Regions from separate parts of the Mus musculus genome. Here all the other regions are linked to region 3. The links are chromatin loops, found by intact Hi-C in ENCODE. Cell type or tissue: heart. All regions are shown on one strand. Links, peaks and the distances in the headings refer to the core of each region. The heading gives the core; the rest is flanking DNA.

Region 1 (4,872 bases), core at 273-4,272, 320 kb before region 3:
AGGCACTTGTAAAACTCCTGCCTTTGTGTTTGAAAATGCCCTCAATCTCTTACCTTTAAACCCAATGCAGAGAGCACCGACTCTGCATCCTTAACTCCCACAGCAGTGACATTTAATTCAGCTCAAACAACTTGGCCATAAACCCAGTCCTAAGTGGACAGTAAGTTTCTCTATTCTCTTTGTTTTACTTAATGTGATTTTTTTTTTTTTAGTTTTTTTTATTCCACTTTATTTCTTTGTATTTCTCCAAAACAGTGATATCTCTCTCTGTCTCTCTCCCTCCCTCTTCCCCCTTAATGTGATTTTTTTTTTTTTTGAAGATAGTGGTTATAGACTATAGCTCCAGATCCTACTAGAAAAGATACTCAACTAACCCCCTGCTCTGCAGGAACTCCTGGCCGTGCCCAAGATGGCTCTGTTTCCCTTTGAACACTGTGCAAAATACAGACAGCAAGGGTGAACTTGAAGATCCAATTATCAAAAAAAAAAAAAAAAAAAAAAAAAATCATGTTCCGACTTGGCCTTGCCATCTCACTAGGGCAGAGTGTTCATTTTTAAAATAATGATAAAATTAAACAACAACAAACAAACAAATAAACAAAAAAACCAACAAAATGCAACATACAATAGAGCCCACTTTGGAACCAGAAGGATGAATGTGGGAATTTGCTAGGAAAACAAGAAGGGACCCAGTCAGGACTAAGTAATGGATTACCTCTGTGAGAGTCTCATCTCCAGCTTCTTTGTCCACTCATTTATTATCTCAGCAAACACAAGCAGGCCTTATCCTGGTCTGGGGAGTGTGACTCGTGTCCAAGAAGTGCACATTCTAGTGAGCAGACATATCTGTGAGAAAGTTGTGCACAGGGCGCATGTTTTCTCCTGGGTCCTAGCTTCTTACCAGCGTCCAGATATTGTCTGAGCTTAAGGCACAGAATGAGAAATCCCCTGGCTAAAGGCATTTCCTTCCCACTTTCATTTTAAGATTCCACTCTTAAAGAAATCTACTGGAAGACTGGGTGCGGTGGTGTACAACTATAACCCTAACACTCAGAAAGCTGATGCAGGAGGATTAGAATTCTGGGCTAGACTCAGCTACCTAGAGAGACCCCCTCTATACCCCCAACCCCAAAGAAAGTGAGCTATTATTGATGAGCATACTACTTATTTTTTTCTTGTTACTTACAGGAGGGAGGGCTTATAACTTGGCTCACAGCCAGGAAGACATGGTGGCAGGAGCCTGAGGCAGCTGGCTCACCATGTCTGGATTCAGGAAGCAGAGAGTACGGGAACTTGGCTCAGTTACTCCTTTTTACTCAGTCTAGGGTCCCAGTCCCTGGAATGGTGCTGCCCACGTGTAGGGTGAGTCCTTTCACACCTAATGCCTGATCTCCAAACTTATTGTAAATCTTCTCATGTTGACAGTTAAGACCAACCATCACAATGAGCAAGGGGGAAAAAAAAAGAAAGTTGTGAACCAGAAAAACCTGCCCACTCCCTTTTCTGTAAAAGCTGGGGATACTCCCATGACATTACCTGAGACTCCTGTGTGGCACTTGAAAACCTGAAGGTTTTACTTTTACTTTTTTCTATTATCTTGTATCGCCTTGTGATGTATTTTCAATGCCCTGTTCCTTATCTGCCTTAGCAAATTCAAGCACTGTTGTCTGCACCCATGTTGGAGAGGAGATTATTGTCTCCCTTTTTGAAATAAAACTATAAGAAAAGACCATCTTTGCTGGGCTTTGCGCTCATAAATAGGTCAGCTAACTAGGAGAATCGTAAAGCCCTTCTCTTTTAAGTGGACTTCAGTTACCTTTGCAGGCAGTTGGGTCAGGAGGGAGGCCAGCTGCTGTAACAGTGTTTCCAGCACCATGCTCCCCCAACACGGGGCTTTGTGGGAGTCTATGGGCTTTCTCCAATACCATTTAGCATGACCCTACTGTGACCCTGCAGAGGCCAGGTTAGTGTTGCCACTCTTATGCTACAGATAAAGGGGAAATATTCTGGGAAGTAAAATGACAAGCTCAAGTGGCAGAAGTTAGTTTCCAACAGGGTCTAATGGCACGGACATGCTAATTACTTAACAATGGCAGAAGATGAGACAATGGTTCTTGCTAATCCACATATGACATAGCATGAACATTGGGGTAGGGGAAGGGAGAAGAGTCTAATTCTCTCTTTCCTCCTTTCTTTTCTGTTCTCTTTCCCTCTCTTCCTCCTTCCTTCTAGTCCATTTGAAAAAGAGACGAGAAGGGAAGAAGAATTTATCAGATTAATAAGCAGATAATCACAAATTAGCAGTCAAGTGTTATGGAAGTTGAAATGATGCCGCAGATTTGAAGCAGTGTGTCAGAAACATAATAACCAAGGCTGATCTATAGACAAATGTTTAAAAACAAAACAAAACAAAATCAAGACGTTTCTTAAATTACAAGTTAGGACGGGGGATAAAGTGTAGCGGTTGTCTACTATACACAAAGCCCTAGATTTCATCAGCCCCAACAGCCCCGCCCACACCGACACAGAGATCAGACAATTGCTCACATTTATTGCCGGCAGAGACGATTTAGACATTTGCCACATGGGGGCGCTTGATACCATCAGGTCATGAAGGAGAGCTTCCTGCTAGACCAAGTTGCTGAATGGCTCCTCCTCACCCTATTCACTCTATGTCACAACAAGGGCTCAGAGGAATACACAGCTCCACCCCGGAAGACCTAAAAGTACAGCAAACAACGTAGTGAACCCCTTGTGTCAGCTGTCCAGCTTCAACAAGCACCAGCCGCACTGGGTCACCTTTCCTCTTAATGTCTCACTGCTATATTCCCTCTTCTCATTATTGCAGTTAATCTCAGACGTAGACACATGAAGGTCAATGTTTTGGTATGTTTATGACAGTTTGAGAGAAAAAAAAAATGATTACTAGTCAGTCCCGCCACTGTTAAGACGCCCGACTGAATGGGGTGGATAAGCAAGAACATTTTGTAAAGGACTATGATTTCATGCATTGTTATTCTGCCCTCCAAGAAGATACGAATATCGTTATTTAGTTCAAAGGTGAGCGTTGGGGAAGAGTATCTGTGCCGAAGATGGGCTGGGGACTCAGCATCACGTCACACCAAGGATGTGTTTTCCGTGTTCTAGTAGAGTGCTTTCTGCTACCTATACCTAACAGCACTCTGCCATGGCTGGAAGCTACCAAGACCTTCCAATGTCTGCCCTTTTCTTCCTGTGTCCCATGTACTCACCCAATTTCCCAGGCACTAGGTTAATCCCTTCAGATTACTCCCTTCTCAGATGGAGGAAGAGTTTCCATACTCAGGATTCCTGGGGAGAATTAAGCTCCTTATTTAAAAGGTTGTTTTCTCCCATTGCAAGCCATTAGAAAATGTTATCCAGCAACCTTGACGAACTTGTAAATCAACTGATAATAGGTGGGTTGTTGTGACAGTGTACATCATAGTCCTGGCATCCAGGAAGCAATGGCAGAAGGATCTCAAGTTTGAGGTCAGCCTATACAGTGACCTAAATAGCGAGACTTGTTTTGTTTTGTGTGTGGAGGGATGGCTCAGTGGTTAGGGGCACTTGCTGCTTTTACAGAGACCTGAGTTGAATTCCCAGCATCTGTGTGGGGCAGCTCATAACTTCTAGTAACTCCAGCTCTAGGGAATCTAACACCTTCTACCCTCTGCAGCCAACAACACACATGTAGCACATGTAAATAAGAAATATCTTTACGTGTATATACATATATATATATGTGCATATATATATATATATGGTATATGTATATGGTATATGTATGTATATATAGTGGTTGGGATAAGTTTTTGTTTAAAAACTAGGCAATTGTATTTAAATGTGTTCTTAAGTAGATGACTTTGAGTTTGTCTGTGACAATAAGGGATTAAATGAATCCTTGGTGACTTGGGGGAAATGGTTTAACATTATGAGAGAAGGAAATTGGCCAGCCATGAAAACTTAAAAGCATGATAGACTTCAAGGACTGGCCTTATATCAGTCTTCTGGTGAGAAGGACACTTGGCCAGCAGACCTGAATGATGAAGTCCTTTGGCAAGGCAATCCCTGTAACGGTTGAGAACTCCATTGACAACTAAGCTGGGGAACACATTTCATTTAACACTTGTTCACCAAGTCTCCTTTGAATAATTTGGCTTTGTAGGAATGGACTTTTCAACAGGGCGAGAACACGTTGGTCTGGCCAGTATGAACTTTTAGCAGTGTCGAAGCTGATTCTCTCACCACAAACAAATCAGCTGGCTTTCGGGTCATACCTTGGCTTCTGTGTTCCCTTGCCCTGGAGGAGATATTGGTCTCTCTTAGAGGATTCGCTTTCTCCCTGACAGCTTTTGTCCAGTCTGTCATCCAATGAACACACAACCTGTGCTCTTGGTTTGTCTGGTTGCCTGAGGGACGAGTTTTAGGCAGAGAAAACCAACAGAGACATATCTACTCTTGAGAATGAGAACAGAATGCAGAGGTCCTGAGATCTCAGAGAGATTTAGTCTCTGGACACGATGCTCCTAGGCCACTGCACAGGAAACTGAAGATCTCCATGCCTTAAAGGAAGAGTTGGGATTCTTGTACTCCCACCAACGCGCCCCCCCCCCTCAAACCAGTTGGTTCAATTTGGCTAGCGAGCTATCTTATTCTCACTGACAGGAGACCAGGCAGTTCTCAGAAGAACTGTGTCATGTTACCTCCTTCTGTTACATCTTTTAGTGGCTCTTACCTACAGTATCAAGTTCCCTTAACAGAAAAACTGAAAAGCTGATTGCTTCTCCAGCTCAAACATTAGACCTCTGTGTGGCTACAAGGCACACTACTATTGAAGGTGTAAAACGAAAA
Region 2 (4,872 bases), core at 327-4,326, 180 kb before region 3:
GCTGCCTGTGAAGCTGGGCGCAGGAGAGCAGCTGTTTTTAAGAATTTCTCCTCCCTCTCCGAGATTGTGAGGCTCTCGGTCCCCTCTTCCATTCCAGTCATGAGGGTGGAAGTTTCTGAGGTGGCCACCCCCAATCCAGCAGAGATCAAGAGCCCTGGAGTGGAAGCTGCCTCCTGAGGGTCTCTTCCCCTTTCTTAGCCTCAGGATCAGAGAAGCCCAAATGACTGATATGAGTTAAGACCCCATCAAAGGGCTTTCAGTTTTAGCCTTAGGTTTTTAATTGGCACAGTTTATTGTAGACTAAGGGGCCAGCACAATTCCAAGAGAGGAGTGAGAACAGCATCAACTCATTATAATGCAGATGATCTTTGCAACGTTCTTTCATTACCTTTTTTTTTGTACAAAAATTTCACGGAAATTTACCTACACAGAGTCAGGATAATGATGTAACTCTGAAGGGAGGGAGCTACCGCAGGAAGTTTCAGGGTGGTTAGTGCCCATAGTGCAAAAAGGTATGGTTGTAGACACATGCCTCCTCCCCAGATCCCTTACATGGGATATAGGTTGGCACAAACATTATTAAGAACAGAATATAAAGGTTTTTGACTGAAGTGATTCTCGACATTTTAATTTGCCGGTGCTTAGACAATGTAGGTCTTGACATATCTTAATCAATTATATTTTGTAAAGACAAGCTTCCCACAACTCCCCTGCCATTTTCCTTATACAGTAACCCAATATGATACCATAGTTATCAAATAGAAAATAAGATTGTTATTCTGTATTAAATCAGTAAAGGGTGAAGAAAGGACAACTTGAAAAAGAGAGACTTCAGGGTCTATTATTCCGAGAGAAGGGTGTTTTAGTTACTAGCTGTGGTTACCAGGTAAGCTGAAGGAATCCCTTCAGGTTGCTGCTGTGGTTTGCGTTAAGAGGCAAGGGGCGCTTCCTGGTCCACTATAAGATGATGCAGGTCTTCTTATCCTTGAACGGGTTTTCTGAGGTCGGTATGCCCATCAGCAGGGGGTCGCTCCGGGCATGCTCCTCACAGTATGACATCAGGTCTGCTGATGCTTTTGAGACCTGACATGGACAAAAATAAGAAAGAGAAGACTTTACTGACAAATGTCAGTAGTGTAACTGAACCCAATAATCGGTGACATAGCATGACCTTCACACCGCTCGTCAAGTGCAGGGAAAATGGTTCCTGGCCAGTAAGACCTGCCTTAACCAAGTGATCAGAGGAGGACATCTCTCCTGCAAGCAAAAACATTTAGCTAGAAACAGGCAACAATCAATCTCCATTCTAAGAGATGGCAACTCTGTGAAACAAGCTGCCTGGATTCCCCATAAAACATGTTGTTACAGAAAACCCTGAAGAGCAATGATTTTCAAGTGGTTTAAAGTAAAAGTCCTAGTGTTTTCTATATGAACATGGAGCAAAAGAGACACACTGAGAGAAAATGAAAGCAAATGACATTTAACAATACTCAATGGTAAGAAGTGTAAATAAACTCCCGTGAAATGGTGGTGAGTGGGTGAGGCTCCTGCTGCCAAGCCTGATGACCTCTGTTCTTCCCCCAGGCCCCCCAGGCCCCACATGGTGTGAGAGAACAGCCTTCTGTGCTGTACTCTGCCGTCTACGTGTGTGCTTATTACTGACGCACACACACACACACACACACCCCAAAAACATTAATAGTAAAAACTGAGTATTTGAACATTTGCCATTCCTCTGCAGTATGCAATGTTTCAAAATAAAAGTTAGGGACAAAGAAGGAAAGGCATGCGAGTCAAGAGGAAGTTTACATTTTAGTTTCTAGGTAAGAGGAAGAAGACTGCTCCACAGAGCACAATTGAAGAATTGAATAGTGGAGCTCATACTTGAGTAGGCTTTGAGAGTTGCTCTCCGTGATACTAGTGTGGGGGAAGTGAAAGGCACACAGGAGCACGGGAAGTCTCCATGCCTTTCTCTGGAGTGGCATGTGCAACTCTGTCTTGTGAAGGGAGTCTGGAGGTAGACTCCAGGAGTGACAAGATCAGAGCTATGAGGGCCACCACAGGAACCTCAAGCTTTGCAGACAGGTGACTATCTCCAGTCAGGTAATTGCTCCCATTTCAGGAAACAGCATGAGTCATAACATTCCAGTGCTCTCAAGGGCCAGTCTTCTCAGGGTTGAAGGAAACACTTCAAGGTCAAGGTACCTAAGAAAATGTATCTGCCTCAAGATGGGGTCTCTATTAACCCTGGGGCACAGGGCAGTCACTCAGTGGCACACCAAAAGGCAGCCTTTTTGTTTTGTTTTGTTTTCTGCAGGAAGAGTCAAACTGGCAGTTACCTGCAACACTTTGATAACTCTGTAACCCTTGATAAATTCTGGAAGGGTGACAAGGATGTTTATCACCTCCCCAGGGAATCCTGTCCCCACTCAGAAGACAAGGCTTGATCACACTCAGTCAGGAAAGCAGGCACTTCCAGCTTGTCCTGGGCTTGACAGAGAGACCAGCTTAGAGATCGGCTCCCTCAGCTGTTTTGGAATAACACCTGTGGTGGCTAGGAAATGAAAACTAAATTCTTGTCAGCCTGCTCCAGGAAAGGCCTGGAAGCAAGCCGCACACAGCTGTTTCTTCTCCGACCCATGCTCCCGCCCAGGAAGGGTGGGGGAATTACCCAGAACACGCCACCGGGTCCCTCACACTTGCCTTTATTCTTTCGATGGAGGCTTCCAATCTCAGCTGCTGCACAGTTCTCCTGGCTTGGGCTATGCTGTTGGTGCTTGCCGTCTTGCTGGACATCTTTGATGAGTCTTCTTTCTGAAAATCTGAAGAGAAGTTTTAAGAAGGTGAACAGCATTTCCTTTGGGTTATTTGAACCTTTATTAAAATGGGTTACTTGAAGGAGACTGGCTGCATATCCCCAAATATCCCAGCCAGAAATGCCCTGCAGTAATTTTGGTGACGATCTAGATGTGCCAGAGTATCTACAAAACCTTTCTGCAGAAATTTAGCACGAATCAGTTTACTCTGTGTGCGCTGACATACTACAGAAGTGTCCTTTAAAGAACTTCCTAAGAAACAATGAAGTAGTTAAAGGACCTACAGCAAACATAAGTGTCCGGCAGCAGAGCATGCTACCATCACCACAACCCATAAGAGAAGGCTTCATTTCTATTGGTCTGATGAAAACTTCAAGTCGCAGGAAATGATGAGAAAGTCCTCTCCTAAAGCACTCTACACACAGGGCAACTGTTAGGGGACATCAGATGCGCAGTAAGTTTAAGACTATTGGTAGGTAAAGTCCTTATTTAAAAGGGAGTTAGGGGGAACTTCCAGCTGAAGGACTCTCCATGATAGATCTACAGTAAATGCCAAATGTATAATAGCCTGAAATGTTATCATTCCTTCCTGCTTTATCCCAATGGCCAAGACCCTTGCTCAACCTGCCCTCTAATGTTAGAGGGTTGACCCTCCTCTCTGGCCTGAGCCTTTGGATTCTACTCCACCCTGTTGCCTTGTCTGTACAACCAGATGATGCAAAGCAGTGGAAAGAGCCTGGCCCTTGAGCTTTGACCTGTCTGCTTAGCCAAGGGCACCATTTCAAGAGGAGGGCAGGTCCAGGGCAAGTGCTGCCTGGTGCCCCTTCCATATATGGTTACATTCATGCCTAGAGTGGTGGCAACTGGAGAAAAAGGCTGAGCTGGCAGGAAGGTGGCAGTTTCATGACTCATGGGAGCAGGTGGGCAGTAGGTGTGCCTCCCTGGCACTATGTGAGGACTCAGCAGTCTAGGGCACCATGGCGCCAGTAGCAAACCCAGGCTGACTCATTCTTTGGGAGGGCTTGCTGCTGCACAAGACTTAGACTAGACAAGGTAGAAAAACCCAGTAATATAGACCGAGTGAGTGACTGGAGACACAGATGTCTCCAAGGGCTGAGTCAATGATCTCAGAGGGCTGAACCCTTTGGTGTTCATTTTTACACATTTATATGAAACCAAAACACATTCAAAAACCAGAGCCAATGATATCCCTTCGATCGGTGTGCAGGACTTTGGACTAGGCCTTGGCTTGGCGTCGCGTCGGGCTTCCAGGTACCAGGCTTGGCTGCTTCCCTGCAACTAATCAGGAGGTTGAGAGTGGGCAGGTTGTTTCACTTTGACTGTTTATCTTCTCGTTGGTAAGAGAAGGGCACCATTAGCCACCTCCACAGCTTATGCAGATCTAGTATGGGGTCCAGGACAATGGTGGTCTACAGACTGCAGCTGTGGGCAGGACTGGAATCTCCTCCCTCTTCCCCTACCTGCTCAGTGAACCTCAGGGCTTCTGATTAATTTGGTCGAGGCAGGGCCCTTTCCAACAAGTCATTAGGCAATTTTGCCACATCAGTATCAGGACAGAGCCAAAGGTGTGGTGACAGTCACTAGGAGATTAGGGGAATAGGGAGGCCCCAGTAGGACAGAGGTACAAACAAGGAAGTGTATGGCAGGGCAGGGTGGCCTTGCCTGGTCTTGAGGCCTTAAGTGACCTTAATTCAACACACAGACTAACAGACTCTTCCTCAGCTTCCAGACATGCAGCCCCACCCAAGAGAGAGGCTTAGGGTCTCCAGGGGAGCAGGAAGGTGCCTCCCATCACAGACTTGGCCCACATCCCTTAATATGCATGCAGGCCAGGGTCTATTAATCATGGTCTGAAGTGCCGGCAAGGCATGGGCAGCCTCACCTTGCACAGAGTGCAGGGCCCTGACATCTGTCCCTGCAGCCTGGGAGCCTGGACTCTCTTTCCAGTTGGAGGTTGGTTGAATGTGACCCTGACTCTCTTTCTGCATGGCTGTGGTTTGTAGGCTTCACCTTCAGGGTTTCACTATGTTCCCTT
Region 3 (4,872 bases), core at 630-4,629:
CTCAAACAAATAAGAAGTACATGCACAAAAGTAGATATGCGGCAGTGTATGACATAGTTTGGCAGAGTTAAAACTCTGTTACCCTATTTCCTCAGAGCCACGAGTTCCTGGAGATACCATGAGTATAGCAGGGCAGTCTAATAGAACTAACTCAACAGTTGGCAGTTTGGGGGTTTTCTTAATCTTCAAGTAGTTTGACAATTTATTGTATTCTCAGAGAATTGCTCTAATTTGTGCTTTCTCATATACAAAACCTGTCAGATTTATAAAGAGAGATTTCATTTCCCACTCTTAGCTCTGCAGCCAGGCTTCTCATGGGCAGTGAGGTAGCTTTCCTTTCCCCACAGCTTAGCCTAGAGAATGATCAGAGGGAAGCTGTGGGGTATTAAAAACTAGCAAGTTTGAAACAGTGTATGTAAGGGAGGGAAGAGAACACTCAGAATTTTCACGAGTTCCATAAAAGATTTTTGTTTCACTTTTTCATGCTTTTCAGCCCATACTCTGCAAAGAGTTTTAAAGACCCGGCACCAGGAAAGTGGAGTTCATTTCTCCAGACATAGAGTGAAATCTTCTCTTTCCCATTTCCGATTTATCAGTCATAGAACCTGATGAATTCCCAGTTTGCTTTTCCCTGGTGAAGATGGAATATTGTGTTCAGGATAAGAAGTACAGTTACCCTCAACTTTCAGGGTCCCAGAATTCCAAGCACTAGGACAGCCAGGAGTTGGTGCACACTGGAAATGAACTGAGAGTACCTTGGAATTTGCATTCAGAATGACTGCCAAGGAGGTAAGAATGCCAAGATCTTAGGATTCCTCCAGAAAGCCATGATGAATGAAGATGTTCCAAGGCTTAAAGCTAACATAACATTTTATCAGGTTAATACATGCTTTTATGTAAATATACTTTAATTTTTTTCTGTTTTTTTTTACACCTTCACATTTATATTTTTGATGAGTTTTACAATGAAGATACACTACTACAAAAACCAAAATGGTCAGGGGTTTTGGCATATTCCTCAATTCCTGACACTTCAGGAGCCTGAAGGAGGAGAATGGAGAATTTAAGGCTATCGTGGGGTGCCTAGTGATATCTTGTTCAGAAGGGGAAAAAAAATTAACCAAGTATCAATTAGGTACTCTTAAGACTAAGGTGTTCTAAGACCGAAAATGCACATTTTGTAAGAAAAAAATCTTACTGTGGTAGTTTTTCATAATTTAAAAGTGTTGTTAACTGTATTAAAAATTACTTCACATAGTTATTACCTGGACTTAATAAAAAGAAAAAGAAAACCAGAAAGTGCAGGTCCAAGGGAATGCCATACACTTTCCCACAGATCTCACCACTCTTATTGTATTATACTGTCAGGTGAGTCCCCATTTTCCCTTGTTTTAGTGGCTTTGTTTCAGTCAAACACACTGAACACCATAGATGATTTATTATTTTTTTGAGTTAAATTATTCTGATAACTATTTTAGATCAGGAATAATCCATTCATCAATAACCTTGAGAAACATAATATAAAACTATGCCTGAAGAAAGGACAGGCAGTTCAGTTAAAAGGAGTTTAGAGTCCAAATGTGATTATCCCATTTTCTTTTTGTGCTGAGAAATGTTCTGGGCATAGAGACGATATATAGTGAATATTTACACATGGATTCAGAAGTGTGGCTAGAATTTAGAATCTCCTTCCAGAGTTTGCATAGAGGTGAAGAAATGTAAAAGGTTTATTGGAACATGGACAATAACTGGGAAAATGATTCCAATCAGATTTTTTTATTCAGAACAATAATTAGATTATCCCCTCACCCCCAAATCTCTGAGGATGTTTTAGTATAAAGCAGACGAAAACTTGAAGTTTTTCTCTTCAGCTTGGGCCAGACATTGCTGTGTGAAGACACACTATTGTATGAGTGGGCTAGAGTAAATGTTCTTAAATGTATGAATGAATATTGGTCAAGATCTTTGTTTTTATAGTTTTTTTTTAAAGCTTAACACCAAACCTTCATACTCTAAAGCTCAGGTTACAAACCTGAGCTCCATTGGTCTCTCAGTAGATATCCCTGATGCAGATATCCCTGATGCAGATATCCCTGATGCAGATATCCCTGATGCAGATATCCCTGATGCTTACCTGCGTGCAGATATGGGGCTTCCTTACACCCAGGACAGAAGCACAGTTGGTAAGATTTCTCAGCACTCTAGGAGACAAAAAGAACTCGTGGTCACAGAAGACTGCTTGTCTGAAGACCACAGTAGACACTGGAAGAACACAATTCTTTTCTATTTCTGTGTTATGAACGCTGAGAAAGATTGAGAGAAGCAGGAATACCTGCTCCATCCACATGTCATCCAGGGTAATGATTTCAGTGGCCTCTTCCAGCCTCTGTAAGGAAACCCACTTTTGCTCTCCTTTCTGATGAAGCATAGATCACAGATTCACAGTGCAACCAGTTCTTCACGTTTTCTGTGACTCTTAGTAGTTAGTCACTTTTATGCCCTGACCCTAAGTGTGATGGCTGTTCTTGGTTTTCAACTTAACTGATTCTGAAATGGTAAAACCCCCAAACATGGCACACCAGTGAGGGATTTTTAGTTAATTTCAAGTGGGAAGATTTTTTTCTATTCAGGATCTTTGAATGGGAAGACCAGGTCTTTTGAGATAGGAAGTCCTGCCTTTAATTTGGGACACGCCATCTGCTGGAGGCAGATGGAAGAACATGGAAATAGGAAGTTTTTGCTTCTTGCCTGCTTGCTTTCATCTCTCTCTCTCCCTCCCTCCCTCTCTCTCTCTCTCTCTCTCTCTCTCTCTCTCTCTCTCTCTCTCTCCCTCCCTCCCTCCCTCCCTCCCTCCCTCCCTCCCTCTCTCTCTCTCTCTCTCTCTCTCTCTCTCTCTCTCTCTCTCTTTCTCTCTCTCTCTCTCTCACATACACACACAAGTTCCCTTACTCTAGAGAACCCTGACTAATACATTAAGCAAGAAGACTTTTGTTCTGAGAATGTAACTCTTTCAAGAATACTGGCCTTTGCCTTCAAATAATCTTTTTCAGATAACTTGTTGCCTGAGGAGGAACACAGCCACAATGGCTATTGTGCTTGAGTAAAGTGTAACTTGAAAGGTTTTGTACACCAGCAGACAAAAGAAACAAAAGTCAGAAGTGCTCTGAGAAGACTAGAGAGTAAAATTAACTCTGGTTTTTGGAGGAGTCCTGTTCTGTGGAAAGAAGGGACAGAGATCTCATCTGCCAATATGCAGAGTACCACTAACAAAATTATTGTCCATAAGCCTAATAAATGTAAATCATATAGTTTCTATTGAATTATTTTAGAGCCCCACTGATGAGGCCAGAATGAAAATATGCTTCAAATAGTGTTATTGTTGATTAATAGTTTTGTTACTTTTGATTCCTGATTAAAGGTCATGATCTTTTATTGCAGATTGAGGCCCCCAGTACATGAGCTATGAGAACCACCTGCATGAACCCATGACATATGATTTCTTAAAAAATTCATAAACCTCCTGAAAGAATTCAAGGAGTTTAAAGGAGACACACAGAAACAGCTCAATGAAATCAAGGAGAGCACACAGAGAATAAATGCCTGAGTGATGCCCAAGAAAACACAAACATAAGGCTGATAGGATGAAAACAATCTAAGAGAACTGAAGCTGAAATGAAGAAGAAATTGAAAACAAAACAACCCTCCCAAAACCAAAAACTAAACTAGAAAACTCAAAGAAAAACCATATAAGCAGAATGAATCAAGCAAAAGACAGAATAAGAGGGTTTGAAGATTAAAATAGAAGATCTAGGCCAAATAAGTAAGGGATATGAAAATAAGAAAAAGGAGGATGAGTAGAAGGAGGAAGAAATAAGGGGAGAAGGAGGAGGAAGAGGAGGAGGGGGAGAAGGGAAGGAGAAGGAGGAAAGAAGAAGAAGGAGGAAAGAAGAAGGAGGAAAGAAGAAGAAGAAGAAGAGAGGAAGAGGAAGAAGAGGAAGAGGAAGAGGAAGAAGAGGAAGAAGAGGAAGAGAAAGAAGAGGAAGAAGAGGAAGAGGAAGAAGAGGAAGAGGAAGAAGAAGGTGGCAGCACAGGAAAGACACACACAGAAAATGTGGGACACTATGAAAATACTAAACTTTTTAATTATAGGCATAAATGAGGGATATGAATCCTAAATCCATGGCATAAAGCAGATATTCAACAAGATCATAGAAGAAAACATCCCTAAACTAAGGAAAGACACACTCAAATTTAAGAAGCACACAGAACACCAAATAGATAAAACCAGAAAAGAAAATCTGTGTAGCATACCATAATTAAAGCATTAAGTATACATAATGAAGGAAGCAAATTGAAAGCTGAAAAAGAAAAAAAATGCAAGTCATGAATATAGGAAAACCCATCACAATAACATCTGGTTTCTTAATAGAAACTTCAAAAGCCAGAAGAGCCTAGAGGCATTCTAACTCCTAAAAGACAATGACAGCCAGCCTAAATAATGTACTCTTCAAAACTATCTGCCATGTTTGAAGGAGAAAGGAAAACTTTCAACAACATAAGACCCTAAAAACAATTTTACCCAGCAACACAAATCTAAGGAAATACAAGAAGCATTATTTCTGGCTGAATAGAAGAATAAGCCTAGCAAAAAGATTGCGTAAAGCAGTATTAAAACATAATTATTAAAACACAAAATACCTGGGGCTGGAGAGATGACTCAGTGGTTAAGAGCACTGACTGCTCTTCCAGAGGTCCTGAGTTCAAATCCCAGCAACCACATGGTGGCTCACAGTCATCTGTAATGGGACCCAATGCCTTCTTCTGTTGTGTCTGAAGACAGTGACAGTGTACTCACATACATTAAATAAATAA
Region 4 (4,872 bases), core at 239-4,238, 110 kb before region 3:
CAATAAGGACACAAAAGAACTAATACAGAACAGGGTGGACAGTATGAAATACACAGGTGAGAATTTCTGAATATATGGGAGGAGTACTCTAAACCAGCAAGGAAAAGCCTGGTTCTTCAAGAAAGGCAAATAAGCAGGTAAGGCTGGAACTGGGAGCCCAGAGGCAAGAGGGTGGGGCCTCCGAGGCATGGCCAGTTTCATCTTACATCACAACAGGCCTTTGTATCCACGCATGCTACAACTGTGGATTTAATTAACTGTATAGCAAAAATATTCCGGGGGAGAGGGTAGGAAGTCATGTTTGTATTGCACATGTACAGGATTGGGGGGGGGTGTCACTATTCCCTCAACAACACAGCATAACAGCATTTATATAGGACTTGCATTGTATCTGACAGTAAAAGCAATCTACACAGGAGAGGGCCAGGTGTGTTGACACACATCTATAACCCTAGTATTTGGGAAGTCAAAGCATGAGCATTTTGAGGTCAAGCCAATTTGAGATATATATCAAGACTTGTCTCAAAAGTCAATAATGTACATATATGTACATTATTATGCAGGCACATACCATTTTATACAAAGCACTGCAGTATTAATGGCAGATTCCTAATGGTGGCTTTACTAGTGGGGACAGACATCTAAAAAGAGAGAAAGATACTGATGGCTGTGTGGACATGTGCATGTGCTCCTTCCATGACAGGAGTGGCAAGGAAGGTCAGGGTGAAGATGGGTGTTGAAAACGGAGATCAGCCAGTTCTAGGGACCCATCTAGTTCACCAGAAATTCTAGCTTCCCAGGACCCACTGTCACCTCTAGATGTCCTTAGAGGAAGAAGATGAAAGAAAAGAGAGGGGTTCCCTAAGAATTTGTCTTGGGTGAAACACAGCCCATCAACTTGTTCTGGATGAAGCCTGTTGGGGTCTCTAGAAGCCTGAGGCAAAAAAAAAAAAAAAAGTTGATGATACTCTCATCTTTTGCCTATATAAAAGCGAAATACTAAAGACAAAATATTTAAGAACTTCCTCAATAGTTATTAATGCCTCTGCCAAGTGTTTTAAAAGCTAACAATAACTTACAACATGTCCATTTTCTTTTAAGGAAAAACAGTCACAGAGAAGCACCTGCCCCGACATATGAATACTACAAGATCTCAGCAGTGCATGTATGTCCTCAGGCGCTGATGTGCACCCAAGGTTCTGGAGAGAGGAGGTTATGGAAAAAGCAAACACTAAAGCTATCACTAAACAGCACCACTGTGTCTGTCACTTGGGGGATGGAAGTACTGCAGTCGAACAAGGATAATGGGTGAGACTTTTCCTACAGATGCTCTCCATTTATAAAGCACACAATCAACGCTGAACAACTGGGCCATGGCACTGTCCCATCTCTTTAAATGATGAGATTACAGGCCTCTGCAACACTGGCTTATTTTGAATTCTTCTTTGAATACACAGAAAGTAGAGCTGTGGTAAGATTACTCCTTAATTTAATTGTAACTAGAATCTGCCCTCCCCCTCCCCCTCGGCATTTGCTAGTAGTAATACCAACAACTTAAAGTAAACTGATTTTGTTTTCAAGACTCTAGATATATGTATTCAGTTCACAGTTGAAAGTTCCTGTTTTCTGATTGATCACCTTTTTATCCTTGACAAATTCTTTTTAATGTTTGTTTTATTTTTTAAATTGTTCGTGAGTGCAGATACCTGCTAAGGCCAAAGGTTGGATCCCTTGGAGCTATAGTTCCCGGCAGGTATGGGCCACCTGGTATGGACAGTAGGAACTGAACTAAGGTCCCATGAAGAGCAGTGTATGCTCCTAATCACTGAGCCATCTTTACAGCCTCCTTGGTAAAGTCTTAAAGAGGGAGACGATGCACAACACTAGTGATAATTTGATGTGAACCACAGCAGTGGTAGGTTGTCCTAACTGTTCACTATTGTACTGGCTGGTTTTATGTGTCAACTTGACACAAACTGGAGTTATCAAAGGGAAAGGAACTTCAGTTGGGGAAATGCCTCCACGAGATCCAGCTGTAAGGCATTTTCTCAATTAGTGATCAAGTGGAGAGGGCCCCTTGTGGGTGGGACCATCTCTAGGCTGGTAGTCTTGGGTTCTATAAGAAATCAGGCTGAGTAAGCCAGGAGAGGCAAGCCAGTAAGTAACATCCCTCCATGGCCTCTGCATCAGCTCCTGTTTCCTTACCTGCTTGAGTTCCAGTCCTGACATTCTTTGGTGATCAACAGCAATGTGGAAAGTGTAAGCTGAATAAACCCTTTCCTCCCCAACTGCTTCTTGGTCATGTTTGTGCAGGAATAGAAACCTTGGCTAAGACAACTGTGTACTTAACAAATATGAAATGTCAATTTAATGGCGTCGTAACCATTTCACTCTTTACCACTATAAACGGGTGTCCAATTCTAAGCTTCTAATAATACTCTCAAGGCATGCAGAAGGAACATTCTATGCTTGGGATGGTCTGTGACAGTCATTCTCTAGTCCTCCTCCAGGGGGCGAGGAGAGCCAGTGTTGTACTGGAAAAGTCACCCTCACATTGATTTTCCCAAAGGGTTTTCCCCCCATCCCTTTTCTGCTTAGTACATCTCACTCAGACTGATGAGCAAAGTGCTTTAGCTCTTTTATGCAGAGAGAGGCAAGAGACACTTAAGGCCGAGAGAGATCGAGTACACGTCAGCACGTATCTGTACAGTCTTGCAGGCTGGATGGTTCTCCTAAGGCTTGGGTCACGGCTTCCAAGGCTCCTTTCTAAGGCCTCCTCGGTAGAGCTTTTGGTCAACCACAGATGCACGGGAGGCCTGAGAGTGAAGGCCTCCCTTCATGGGGTAGTGGTGGGACTTCATCATATCATACAAGTGCTTGGTGGCCACGAGTGACTCTGGCAGCAGTTCTCTGCAACCTGGGCTGTCTTCCCTTCTTTGGAAGAGTCAGGAGTCCTCACTGAACAACCAGGCTTAGCCCCTACCTCCTGCCAAGAGCCTGCTGTAGGCTGGGGGTTGAGTATGCTGATGACCACACAACAGGGCAAAGGGAAGGCCTGGAGGTGGGGCAGTCAGTCCTGCTACACTTACTTACACTCAGATCCAACTTTTGTAGGTTCTAAGTTTTACATTACCTTGAGAGTCTTCTTTAAACAAAGACTACAAAATTAAATCCAGTCCTGTTTATATATACTGAAGTCAGATGATCTGAAAGTTAGGGGATCATTACAAGTTTGAGTATAGTCTGGTCTACCGAGCAGACCCTGTGTCAAAAACAAAAAAACAAAACAAAAAAATAACCAAACAATGCAAAATTTGCCAGGTCTCTTGAGCTACAGGAATGGGAATGGTTGACTGCTGCCACCATAACTGAGACTCAGGAGGAAAATCACTGTCCTGGGCCCTGCTTGTGGACAAGGTTGAAAAGGCAGACAAGGTATGCCTATACATTTTTTCTTCTTCTAAGGCCACTCAGAGTAGACTACAGGTTTGTAAAAAGAAAAAAAAAGGTCTTATGACCTCAAGTGTAGGTTAGATACTCACTAAACGTTTGGTAACCAACCGTTTAAAGTGGTCTACTCTACGCCACAGACCCATCTACCGCTTCCCTTTTTGCAACTGCCTAGTCATATTTTATCTTCCAAATAAAGGAAGACTGTTGCTCAAAAGGTGTTGTCAGGACCAGCACAGGCATGGGTTTCTTGCTCATCTGGTTATTCATTCACCAGAAGAACACAGGCATGTGTTACAAAACAGACTACGAAACTAGCTCAGCCCAAACCAGTGCATACACTCCCTGTACGTACTACAGGACGACGAGACTGTAGCTCCATCTACTTTGGGCTGCCCAGGGTGGGGGTGGGGGACTGTTGGAGTGAGTGCCTGCCACATGAAAAGGCACCTTCCCGCTTAGCCTGTCTGTTCCTGTCTGCACTGGGCTATCAGCACATGGTTCCAAGTCCTGCTTTCCCCGTTCTTCCCAAGGGAAGTCACACGCTCTGCTTAGCTTCCTGTTGGCACCTGTTCTTTTACGGAAAGAAAGCAAAATAAACATCTGCACTTAGAGCAGTTATCTAATATGGCTGTAAATATGTATTTTCCTAATCCTTGTAAAAAAATATATACACAATCTGGTAGCAAAATCACTGTCTCATTTTAACAATGAAATGAGATCTAAAAAACGGAAAGCTGTTTAATTAGGTCAATGTGGCTGCTTTATATATGTACTAGTTTGGTAACTAAAAGCTTCTCAATTGCCAAATGTTCTTCCTCAAACAAAACAGACAGTAACTTTACACATAAAAGTGCCTTCGGGTTGCTGTTCATCGCTTGTCACAAGGAACAAAGCATTGTTCAAATGCATGTCCATTTGCATTTGATACCGCGACAGGAAACAACGGCCATCATAAGCGCAGTGCCAGTGTGCCGGTGCCCACTCCAAGCACTGTAAGCTTTCCTTTTCTTTCCATGACACTGGGTGCATTATCCCCATGAAAATGACCCGATCTAGGTTACATGGAGGAAGTTAATCCTTACTACCTAAGCTCTGAGTTCTCACACTATATGACTAATGAACTTCATAACACCGGCATTTTTTAAAAATAACACTATTGGTTAAGAGCACATTGTTCTTGCAAAGGCCTCCTACCTCCAAAGTTTGGAAGTTCACAGCCATATGTAACTTCAGGGAGATATGGTGCCTATGAACCTCTAAGGATACATGCACATATTGACAGACAGACAGACAGACACACACACACATACAAACACACACACAGGAGAATTTTAAAAGAAAATAATTTTTAAAAGGAGAGCTCTTTATACAAAAACCTTAGATTGTATACCTTTATGCCTCAAAATTTATTCACAAAAT
Region 5 (4,872 bases), core at 298-4,297, 200 kb before region 3:
CACATGTACCTCTGCAAAATTTACTTCTGTAACTGTAAGCTACCCAGTGACCTCAATATTAGCACTGTTAAGAATGCAAGCATATGGGCTGCAATTTCACCACTCTCCGTGACTAGTAGGTTCAGGCAATGCTTTTGTATTTACTGAATAAGCTCATAAAACAAAGAGAGTTTTGAGCTATCCAGTAAAAGTTTGCATTAAAAATTGTTTTTACTTTGTAACTCCTGCTTGCAGTTACGAGGGTTTGCCTTCTACCTACAAGTTGCTATTATCTCAAAGGTGAAATTTGAGCACATGGCTAAAATGTACTACAGTTACAGCTTCATGATTCAGCTTCAGTAATTCAGAGTGAGCTCATAGACAGTAAAGGTGGTGTCATACTCTTCTGCCTGTGATGGGACGCTCAGGGAACATCGTGAGCACCTCGAATTTCCATGATGGCACCTCTGAATACCACAGAATTTCTCTCTTAGCTCTTACTTGATCAGAAGGAGCCTTCTTCAGGAAGGATTCTAAGAACGGTGAATTTGGCTCGTTAAACATGCGATCACCAGCTCCCCACCTTACATGGAGTAGGCAGAAATTTCACCAACTTTTTGTGGAAAAGATTCCAACTTGGTACTGTGCCACCACTACACACAAATGCGATTTTTTTTTTTTTTTTCTTCTCCCTGGAGTTTCAAATTCTCACAACCAACCAAAACCAAATCAAACCAGCCATCAGGGCACCAAAAGACTACTACTGGGAATAAGCAGGTTTACCTGAAACTTGCATATAAACACTGAAGCAAGCTTTGCCCGGCATGTCTGGACACTTAAAAATATGCTTACTAACAACAGCTAGACTGGAGTGCATTAATCCCTGGAAGTAAAATTTAAAAAGCAGCCCCTTAACACAAAGGGCACGAAACGACAATCAAAAGATGTCCACAACCAGAAAAACAATTGGCAGGCTGTTTCAGTCAGAGCTGAGGACACTTGAACCACTGCAAAGCCCTCCGCACCAGAAGGCTCCACAAACTACCTAGAGCTGGCTCAGGACCCCACCAACCGGGTTTCAGCACCACCTTCGTCCCGTGGGCTCCCTCCCGCGTAGCTCCGCCCCTTTCCGCTCAACTCTGCCTTGCTTTGGTGGAGCGAGGGTCTGGGTGTCAACGTCTGCTAATTTGCATAACCCAATGGCCTGACTGCATGCAAATGAAGCTGGACCTGGTTGGCTGAGGGCTAGCCCCATATCTCCGGAATCGGGCCCTTTGTCCTCCAGTGGCCCCGAGGCAGCAGTGCAGAGTTCCCCAGCGAGGCTAGGCGAGCAGCCGGCCGGCCGGAGCGGAGAAGGGAGGGTGGGAGCGAGCGCAGAGCCGGCGCCGCGCACTGTGGGGGCCAGGAGCAGCCCGCGCGCCGAGGGAGGGACTCGCACTTGCAATATGACTTTGGAGGAATTCTCGGCTGCAGAGCAGAAGACCGAAAGGTAAGTGTGCCTGCCGACTCGGTGGCCGCCGCCCCTCCCGCCTCGCGTCCGGGGACCCGGCTGACCCGCTCTCACCCTGCCGCCCGCAGGATGGACACGGTGGGCGATGCCCTGGAGGAAGTGCTCAGCAAGGCTCGGAGTCAGCGCACCATTACGGTCGGCGTGTACGAGGCTGCCAAGCTGCTCAACGTGTAAGTGGCCCGCGTTCCCCGCTCGCCCACCCACCCGCCTCTACCCCGCGCCCCCCTGAGCGTATGCAACTCACCGCTGCCCCGCTGCCCGCAGAGACCCCGATAACGTGGTACTGTGCCTGCTGGCTGCTGACGAAGACGACGACCGGGATGTGGCTCTGCAGATCCATTTCACCCTCATCCGTGCGTTCTGCTGCGAGAACGACATCAACATCCTGCGGGTCAGCAACCCGGGTCGGCTAGCTGAGCTGCTGCTACTGGAGAACGACGCGGGCCCGGCGGAGAGCGGGGGCGCCGCGCAGACCCCGGACCTGCACTGTGTGCTGGTGACGGTAAGAGACCCGGGGCTGCAGCCCAGAATCTGCTGGGGTGGACCTTGTCCGAGCTGAACGCTGATCTCGCGGGGGTTGTGATAGGGTACGGAGCGTGTCTAAGCTCGTGGGTGGCCTCCAGCGGCGGAAGATATCCCTGTGAGTCAGCAAGCTGCCCAGCTGCTACCTCTGCTTACCTCTGCACAACCTCGCGTGGCTAATTCTTTGAGCAGAACAGATTAGATAAAGCCAAATAAATTCCCGGTTTACCCTTCGTTAAGAAGTTAGCTTCATTCTTCATTTGCTGTCAAAGCTAAAGGTAGAAGTGGTGTAGGAGACAGACCTTATTAATTCCCTGGATATAGATAGATACTCTGAAGTGTACCGAGTGGAATTCTTTTCTTTGCTGCTCTTGAGTTTGTTTAAACGAGCTCCCTCCTCCCCACCGCTTAAAAATGTGTGGTGGGTTGATAGTGTTTTCAGAAAGAACCGTGCTGTCTAGGTCTTCTGGTTTTTTGTTTTTGTACTCTTTCTCTTCTGACTTGTGTAGGGAAGTGACTGCCTGGTTACTTGTTGCTGCCAGTAAAATGTGCTATTCATCGTCAGGGAAGATAAGAGTTCAGCAGCTGCCTGCCCTGCAGCCCTCACCGTGCACACAGCCTGAGAATGCTTTTCAGGAGTCTTTTACTTATGACCCACCAGGGTACATGCTTGGAAGGGAGGTCTTAAGAATGGTAACCTCATGCAGAATGGGGTAGTTAATATGCAAAACTCTGTGTAGTTCCGTGCACGTTACAGGTGTTTAGACTATGCTAGATGCTGTTTTTAACAGAATGTTCGGGGTTTGGCCCTTTCAAAAGTAGCACAATTAGTAGCAGAAGCTGATTATTTTCCGGGGAAGTAATTTTTTCAAAATCTGTTCACAGAACCCACATTCATCACAATGGAAGGATCCTGCCTTAAGTCAACTTATTTGTTTTTGCCGGGAAAGTCGCTACATGGATCAGTGGGTGCCCGTGATTAATCTCCCGGAACGGTGATGGCATCCGAATGGAAATAACTGAACCAAATTGCACTGAAGTTTTGAAATACCTTTGTAGTTACTCAAGCAGTCACTCCCCACGCTGATGCAAGGATTACAGAAACTGATGTCAAGGGGCCGAGTTCAACTGCACGAGGGCTCAGAGATGACTTTGCAGAGGGAGAGAGAGGTGAGCCTGAAGAAGGAAGCTGCGAGAAAAGAGAAATCCAAGGCAAAAGGGACAAAAACTACAAAGCACTGCAAGAAAGAAAACTGCTAATTTAGGATGGCCAGGTTACTTTCAAATAAGCCAAATATTGCTTTGTTGAAACTTTAAATGTATAGCAATAGTTTGGGTATTTTTTTTCTTTTTTTTTTTTGGTCTTTATGCCCTCAAATAAAAGGAAAGTAAAAGAGGATTAATCATATTTTCAAGCCACAGTTTAAATGTATTTTGATGAGATGTTAAATTCTCAGAAGTTTTATTATAAATCTTACTAAGTTATTTTATGATGTGAAAGGTTATTTATGATAAAGTTTTTGAAGCACATTATCTAAAATAAACTGGTATGGAATAATTGTGTCATTTCTCAACGTGTGGTTTGTGTTTTACAATATTGATTATTGGACATTCTATTGAAGCTTTGCTGTATTTTACACTAGGCAGGAAGATGGTGGGGGGGGGCGGTTGTAGAGGGTCGGGGTAAGGAAAAAGGGAATATGGCAAGATTCACCTTGCAAAGTCTAAATTACAGTGAATGACTTAAATGCTATAATTAATTGCATGCAAAACGTGGAAGCAGAGAGGAGGGTTACCAAAGCTGCTTGAAGATGAGTGAAGCTTTTACTGAGGAAAAAACATTTCATTGGAGGCATCAAAGATCACAGCCTGCAGAGAGACCTACGAGGGTGTCTCTGCCTGCCTCTGGTGTAGGCAGATAAGTGAGAGAGGGTTGGAAAGGTGGGGGTTCAGCTCAGATGCTGACAGGAGTTCTTGCATCACCATTATGTATTTGAGCTTCTTTCTGTGAACTTGCCACAGTCTGCAGAAGGAAGTGACCTGGTCAGTGTTGTAGGTAGATAACTTGGGGAGGTATGGGGTAGTAAATAGGGTGAGTGGCTGGCTATACAGTACCAGCGTAAGGGAGAACCGTGGCAAAGGGCAGGTTTTGTCAAGTTGTAGCCTCTTCCCAGAGAATTTCCCCTACTGCTGTGAGAGGTCTGATTATGTCAGGGAAGAAGTGTCAGAGGAAAAAGAAGAAGAAAAGACTTCAGTAGAAGAAGCCTTTCTACTGTCTGGTTAGAAAGCACCTGGTAATTAACTGTAGCTGGGAGGCAGAGGCAAGGGAAGCAAAGGTGTGTGCTGAAGACAAAGCCTGGCAGAGCTATAGTCTCCACTGTTTGCCCCTCTCCCTCCCCTCCTCCTCCCCCTCCCTCCCTCTCTCTTCTCCTCTCTCTCTGGAGCTCTCTCTTTCTCTATTTCCCTCCCTCCCTCCCTCCCTCCCTCCCTCCCTCCCTCCCTCCCTTCCTCTCTGGAACTCCTTGGGCCCCTACTGTTTGCCAGCCTTCTTGTGACCATCAGGGAGAGCAGAAGAAACCACAAAACCCTTAAGCTTCTGCCCATCTTGTATAGGCCTATGAGCCTTCTGCTTTTCTACTCTTAGGAATGTGGATTTCTAGGCCTTATTTAGTCTTTGCTTGAAGACAATGTGTAATCCCAAACAACTGGAATAACAACATTTACTTTTATATTAGCAGGAGATTTGAGAGCAATTCCTTTCGAGCAAGCCCTTTAGCCTTCCCACTAGCGGCTTGTTCGGTTTCCACAACTGTTGTATTTCATGAACTAAGTTAAACCAAGTAGGACACGTGGAGAAAAGC
Region 6 (4,872 bases), core at 355-4,354, 300 kb before region 3:
ATTCTAGGATTGTTCAGCTCTTCCCATCACCCACTTGAAGACTGGGCACACTCTATTATTCTTCCATTGTACAACTTACACACTTTCCCTTTCATTCCTGTCTCATTTTCTCCCTTTCCTTAACCTGCTATACTCTATACCTCCCACACATAACCTTCCACAGCTTTAAATAAAACCTGTAAAATCTGTGGACCCTAAAAGTATCCCACCTTCTCCTTCTCCACTTCTTTTCCCCTCTATGTCTTTCTCAAGGTTGCTCTAACGCTAGTTCCTATCCTTAGAACACCATAGCCCCCTCTCTCTCCTAATGTAAGTGACTAGTATATGCCGCAGTGTCTTTGCTTCTCCTCCAACACTTGTTGAGGTTGGTAGTGCCACTCTGGTTGACTAACTAGTACGGCATTTGCATGGAGGGCATATTCAGAAGCTATGACTGGTCTTGCAGTTAATAGTCTACACTGGGAATAATACAGAGGCAGAAGCAGGCACCCTGAGCTCTGGGACTAAGGTTCTAAGTACTCCGCACCTTCTTTCTCTTTAGAAAACAAAGAGGAAAACAGATAAACAAATTAGAATAAAACAAAATAAACAAAAAGAGAGAAAACAGAAAAGCACAGGAAACACACACACAAACACAAACATACCCATAAAAACACAAAATTGGAAGCCAGCATCAACAGTGTGAACTCATCTACAAATCCCTCTGGGTCTTAGAGGCATAAGAATCTTTAGACAGAGTTGGTGTTGGCACACTGTTGGTAAAGTGCAAAGAAAATCAGCCCTACCCACCTCTAACTCCTCAGCCTCAGGAAATGTGCACTTAGTAAATGTGAAGCCAGCAAACTTACAGGCCAGACCCGAAGTTTGACTTTGATGTTATCTTGAAGGGTACAAAGCTCAACTGGGGTCAATGACTAGTGTTGTGATACCATACCGCAGGAGGGTTGTGCAGCACGTCCCAGGGCCCCTTTATGCTGCAGCCCCTCACAGCAGGAACAAAGGTAGATGCTAGAAGCATGGTCATCCCATTCACCCAGACTTGCTTTCAAATGTGTGTAGGAAGACCCAGGTTCTGCTTAAAGACTCACTGTTCCTAGAAGGTTGCATGCTGGCATCACCAAGTTTCTATACTGTGAGGGGTGACACACTGTGGTGGCTCATCATGGGGACGCTCCCCAGAAAGAGGTGCTGTTGTAAATGCTACCTGTGAGACCAGGAGAAACCAATTCAGGGACACACATAACCTCATGGGTCTATTGAAAGAATCTTTCTCAAGAAATGAGAATCTCTCCAGGAATCTCCTGCCGGGAGAGGAAATTGCTGAAGTCTTGGGAGTCAGCCAAAGGAGAACCTCGGCTCCTAGAGAAAGATTGACAACTTGTGAAAAAAACTTTGCTTGAAAGGACTTGAAACAGAGACAAGGGTGGACAAAGGACTACATCTTACCTGACTATTTCTGACTATTTACATCACTTGCTTCTTCTTTTTTTTTTTTTTTTTGGTTTTTCGAGACAGGGTTTCTCTATATAGCTCTGGCTGTCCTGGAACTCACTTTGTAGACCAGACTGGCCTCGAACTCAGAAATCCACCTGCCTCTGCCTCCCGAGTGTTGGGATTAAAGGCGTGTGCCACCATGCCTGGCTATCACTTGCTTCTTGTTTAAACTTCACCTCTCTGTCAAGATCCCTGAATGTGGACCTCGAGCATTGCTAGAATTGTTTGACTCTTCTTAATGTGACCACATTGAGTAAATCTTATTTTTCTGTCTTCTCTATTAAAAATAAAAATAACCCATAATTTTACAGAATTTGATTATATCTGGAGATGTTCACAGTAGTAGAGTACTTGTCTAACACACTTGAGGTTCTGGGTTAGATCACCAGCAAAATACACCGACCCACCCACCCACCCATCCACCTACTCTCCCACACACCACCACCACCACCACCACATCAACAACAACAACAACAACAAAAAGCCATTCTATTTTTAGCTGACCTATGACCAAATCACCACACATCACAAAGTGCAAATGTAAAATATCATCTTGTATCAGTTTAAAAGTGTTCAGAATTTCTCAGTTATATGAATATAATCTGGCTTTGGCTTATACCGTGTTAAAATTTTTTCTCTTTGTGGTTATTGATCATCCATCTCTCTCCAAGAAACGGGATTTATTTGGTTTATTCAAGGGTTAAATTTTTCCTTAAAGAAACAAGTTTCTATATGGGTAGCGGAGGCAGGTGTTATGTACCTTAGCAGGTGAAGGCCATGGTAACACCCAGGTGATACCAGATGGTGGCGCCAGAGAAGCTGGGAACAGAAGTGTGGGTCAGCGTGGGAGGATCTTGCAATCCCTTGTTACCAAATACAAAACTTTCTGCATTCTTCAAGTGTCAGATACTTGTAAAGTGATGTGTCATGAGGTTTCACTAGCTGGCTACCATCAGCAAAGACAAGTGTTGTCAATTAGAATGAATTAGAAAGACATACCCCCACACACAGACACACAGACATACACACTCACAGTTACTGAGGCACCTAGCACTTGCCACTATCACTGTCTCCGTCTGCAGGGCTCCTTGCTGTTCATATTTTTGTATTTATGGTAAACATTATGGACAGCTCGTGCCAGCCAAGGCAGAATCTAACTGTTTCCACACGTGTCAGACAGCAGCTTCCTAGCATGACCTGCCAGCGCTTCAGGTGACAGATGTGTCTCAACCTCTCAACCTCTTATCTCTGGCCATGAGCAGAATGACTTACTCATGCTACCAGTCTTGACACCATGTATCTTACTAACATATAAACGTATCTTCTTGGTTTCATATATGGAAAAGTTAGAAAACATCACATTCCTTGACCCTTGGAAACAGCGTATCATACAGTCAGTCAGTAGAGGATAATAATACAGATATAAGCAGTGAGGCCAGAATTGAACCCAGATGGCTGTGTGTGGATTCCCATGTCTTTGACCCTGGCTGCCTGTGAGAGTCTAAAGAAGTTAGAAAAAAAAAATCCAAGAAATTGTCATAGTCAAAGACACCTGACTTAAGATGATTAAATGCAACGCGATATCCTGTGTTCCCACAGAGGTGCAGTATTTGTTTAGCATATAAGAGGTCCTGGATTCAAAACCCCAGGGAGGAAATAAAAAGTGCAAGACCAATATTTAACACAGAGAGTGTGGCAGAGAGTATGCACCCAACCACTACCCTCCATATTTGCAGAAGGCATCCAATCTGGGTTCCAGGCAAAGCACCAGGGCAAAGGGGGTCTCATCTGTCTGTGACCTTGGATATGGCACTGAAAGCTGTTTAGCTGGATCTCTCATCTCCTCTGAAGACTTTACCTTCAGTCCCTAAGCCTGTCTGCCCAGAAAGACTGTGAGATGCAGTCCTCAGGCACTCTGGTTTGTAGACTTACTGACTTGACAACAAGCCATCGCCATACACGTCAGGCCACCTAGTGCTTTAGTCAGAGAAGAAACGATGTTGAGTGATAAGAGCACCTTTCTTGTAAACATATATTTTTTTAAATTTCCTTAAAGAAAATGGCAAGAAGGGGGAAGTGTCAGCTGGGCTATGGAGCTCATTAGTCCCGGTGCTAGACGGTTAGAGGAAATTCACCACAGCCCAAGTCCCTGGGGCATCCAGTCCAGCTTGACCACTGGAGGGAAAGTCCCCTTGTCAGTATCCCAGTCATGAACTTCCAGCTTGCCAAAGCAAAACCACACATGGTGCAAACACAATGCTCGGGGAGTAATCCAGCCCTTCCTGAAGACAGCAACCTGCAGAAAACACTCCTCACACTTCCAGGGCCAGGGATCACTCTGTACTGCTGAGCCAGGGCCCAGCCTGGGGAGCCACAGCAAGGGTGTGGCCTCACCGATACCTTTTCCTTCCCTCCCTCCTGTCCTCATACTACTGTTATCAGGGTTACCTGTGCTTGAACACTTCCGGGCTTATTCTCTTCTGCTCCACTCTGCAGGGAGGAGCCCCAATCTTAGGAAGTTTACCTGGCTAGCTGTGGTCACACTGTGGGTAAGTAGCCATGTCAGGACTCTACCCCATGACCTGACTCCAAGGCCATTCATAGTTTTCCACACCAAGTGTCTCTCTCATCCCGAGATCCTCCACCCTGTCCCCTGGCCACCTGTGGTTTCCTGCCTCAGCCAGATGAAGCTGTGCAGCTACTGCGTTTTTTCCCCGGGAACCTTCAGCAGTCCCTGCTCTTCACTGTTGAGTCACAGCTTCTTCGTGCCATGTCCTCCGCTGGAACAGTCATAGGAAAGTGTCTGGAAACTCCCCTGGGTCTTATCAGCAAAGAAATTCGGTGAAGGTAATTCCTTTGCTTTCTCAGACTTCACCTTGCCCCGAGAGAATAAGGAAGGCTGGAAGGCGCGAGTGTGAAAATGAGCTCTTGGAGTTAGAGGAAGCTTTCCATGATAACACAGGGATATGGCAGTCCCTGTAAACACTCTAGTGACAGCTGGTCTTCAAGGGCCTGACGACAAGAGGCACTATGTCTAGTGCTCCCCTCCTTGTCTGGTCCTTGTCCCCCACAACATCAGCCCAAAGCAACAGCTAGCACCAATCAAATGCCTATTGTACTAGAGCTAAGAGTCAGAGGTCAAGAGCGTTAGTATGAACTCAAAAAATGTTACTCTCTGAGCCTCAGGCTTTTTTCTATCTGCCACTTGTCAGAACTGATGAAACTGTTGAGAGATTAAATAAAGCCACATACAGTGTCTGATCCATCATGAGCACTCAAATAATCATAGCTACTAGCATTGTTAAGTGTAAGACAACCATTTTGCCTTCATGAGTCCAGGCTGGAGACACTTACTGAGCACTGAGTTTGCCTTAGGAG

Evidence for each region. Peaks named below come from ENCODE experiments on the same cell type or tissue, not always from the same donor. Only the 100,000 strongest peaks of a DNase experiment are listed, where the experiment ranks them.
Region 1: it touches region 3 in a loop (9-fold over the local background); 29 of 42 quality-filtered maps call a loop at or near these places.
Region 2: a loop joins it to region 3, with 3 times the contacts of the local background. A loop is called at or near these places in 2 of 42 quality-filtered maps.
Region 4: it touches region 3 in a loop (6-fold over the local background); 23 of 42 quality-filtered maps call a loop at or near these places.
Region 5: a loop joins it to region 3, with 4 times the contacts of the local background. A loop is called at or near these places in 8 of 42 quality-filtered maps.
Region 6: it touches region 3 in a loop (4-fold over the local background); 24 of 42 quality-filtered maps call a loop at or near these places.

The regions. Positions count from the first base shown.
Region 1 is chr6:67,156,680-67,161,551 of GRCm38, reverse strand. A430010J10Rik (a long non-coding RNA gene) reads right to left here and starts at 3,751. Exons shown (of 3, transcript XR_001785271.1): 1 at 3,252-3,751; 2 at 716-2,720. In heart, for the core only: a CTCF peak has its summit at 2,580 (motif pointing right); a DNase peak (open chromatin) is centred at 2,591; H3K27ac peaks cover 354 bases.
Region 2 is chr6:67,013,675-67,018,546 of GRCm38, reverse strand. It overlaps Gng12 (guanine nucleotide binding protein (G protein), gamma 12), which reads right to left. Exons shown (of 5, transcript NM_025278.5): 4 at 2,704-2,822; 5 at 1-1,083. The coding sequence starts at 2,796. The coding sequence ends at 958. Among named protein-coding and RNA genes, the nearest start is that of Gm36816, 7.1 kb to the right of the region's middle. In heart, for the core only: no CTCF peak of the experiment used is centred there; a DNase peak (open chromatin) is centred at 2,586.
Region 3 is chr6:66,838,659-66,843,530 of GRCm38, reverse strand. It overlaps Gm36610 (a long non-coding RNA gene), which reads left to right and starts at 555. Exons shown (of 3, transcript XR_001785438.1): 1 at 555-789; 2 at 2,058-2,183; 3 at 3,439-3,516. In heart, for the core only: a CTCF peak has its summit at 2,692 (motif pointing left); no DNase peak of the experiment used is centred there.
Region 4 is chr6:66,953,098-66,957,969 of GRCm38, reverse strand. The region is part of intron 3 of Gng12 (guanine nucleotide binding protein (G protein), gamma 12); the gene reads right to left. Among named protein-coding and RNA genes, the nearest start is that of 4930597O21Rik, 31 kb to the right of the region's middle. In heart, for the core only: a CTCF peak has its summit at 2,506 (motif pointing right); no DNase peak of the experiment used is centred there.
Region 5 is chr6:67,033,797-67,038,668 of GRCm38, reverse strand. It overlaps Gadd45a (growth arrest and DNA-damage-inducible 45 alpha), which reads left to right and starts at 1,262. Exons shown (of 4, transcript NM_007836.1): 1 at 1,262-1,468; 2 at 1,558-1,659; 3 at 1,754-1,991; 4 at 2,897-3,573. The coding sequence starts at 1,425. The coding sequence ends at 3,010. It overlaps E230016M11Rik (RIKEN cDNA E230016M11 gene), which reads right to left and starts at 2,070. Exons shown (of 7, transcript NR_040278.1): 1 at 1,734-2,070. In heart, for the core only: CTCF peaks have their summits at 1,273 and 2,115; DNase peaks (open chromatin) are centred at 1,198 and 2,048; H3K4me3 peaks cover 2,686 bases; H3K27ac peaks cover 2,643 bases.
Region 6 is chr6:67,139,857-67,144,728 of GRCm38, reverse strand. No RefSeq gene overlaps it. Among named protein-coding and RNA genes, the nearest start is that of A430010J10Rik, 16 kb to the left of the region's middle. In heart, for the core only: a CTCF peak has its summit at 2,290 (motif pointing right); a DNase peak (open chromatin) is centred at 3,748; H3K27me3 peaks cover 2,458 bases.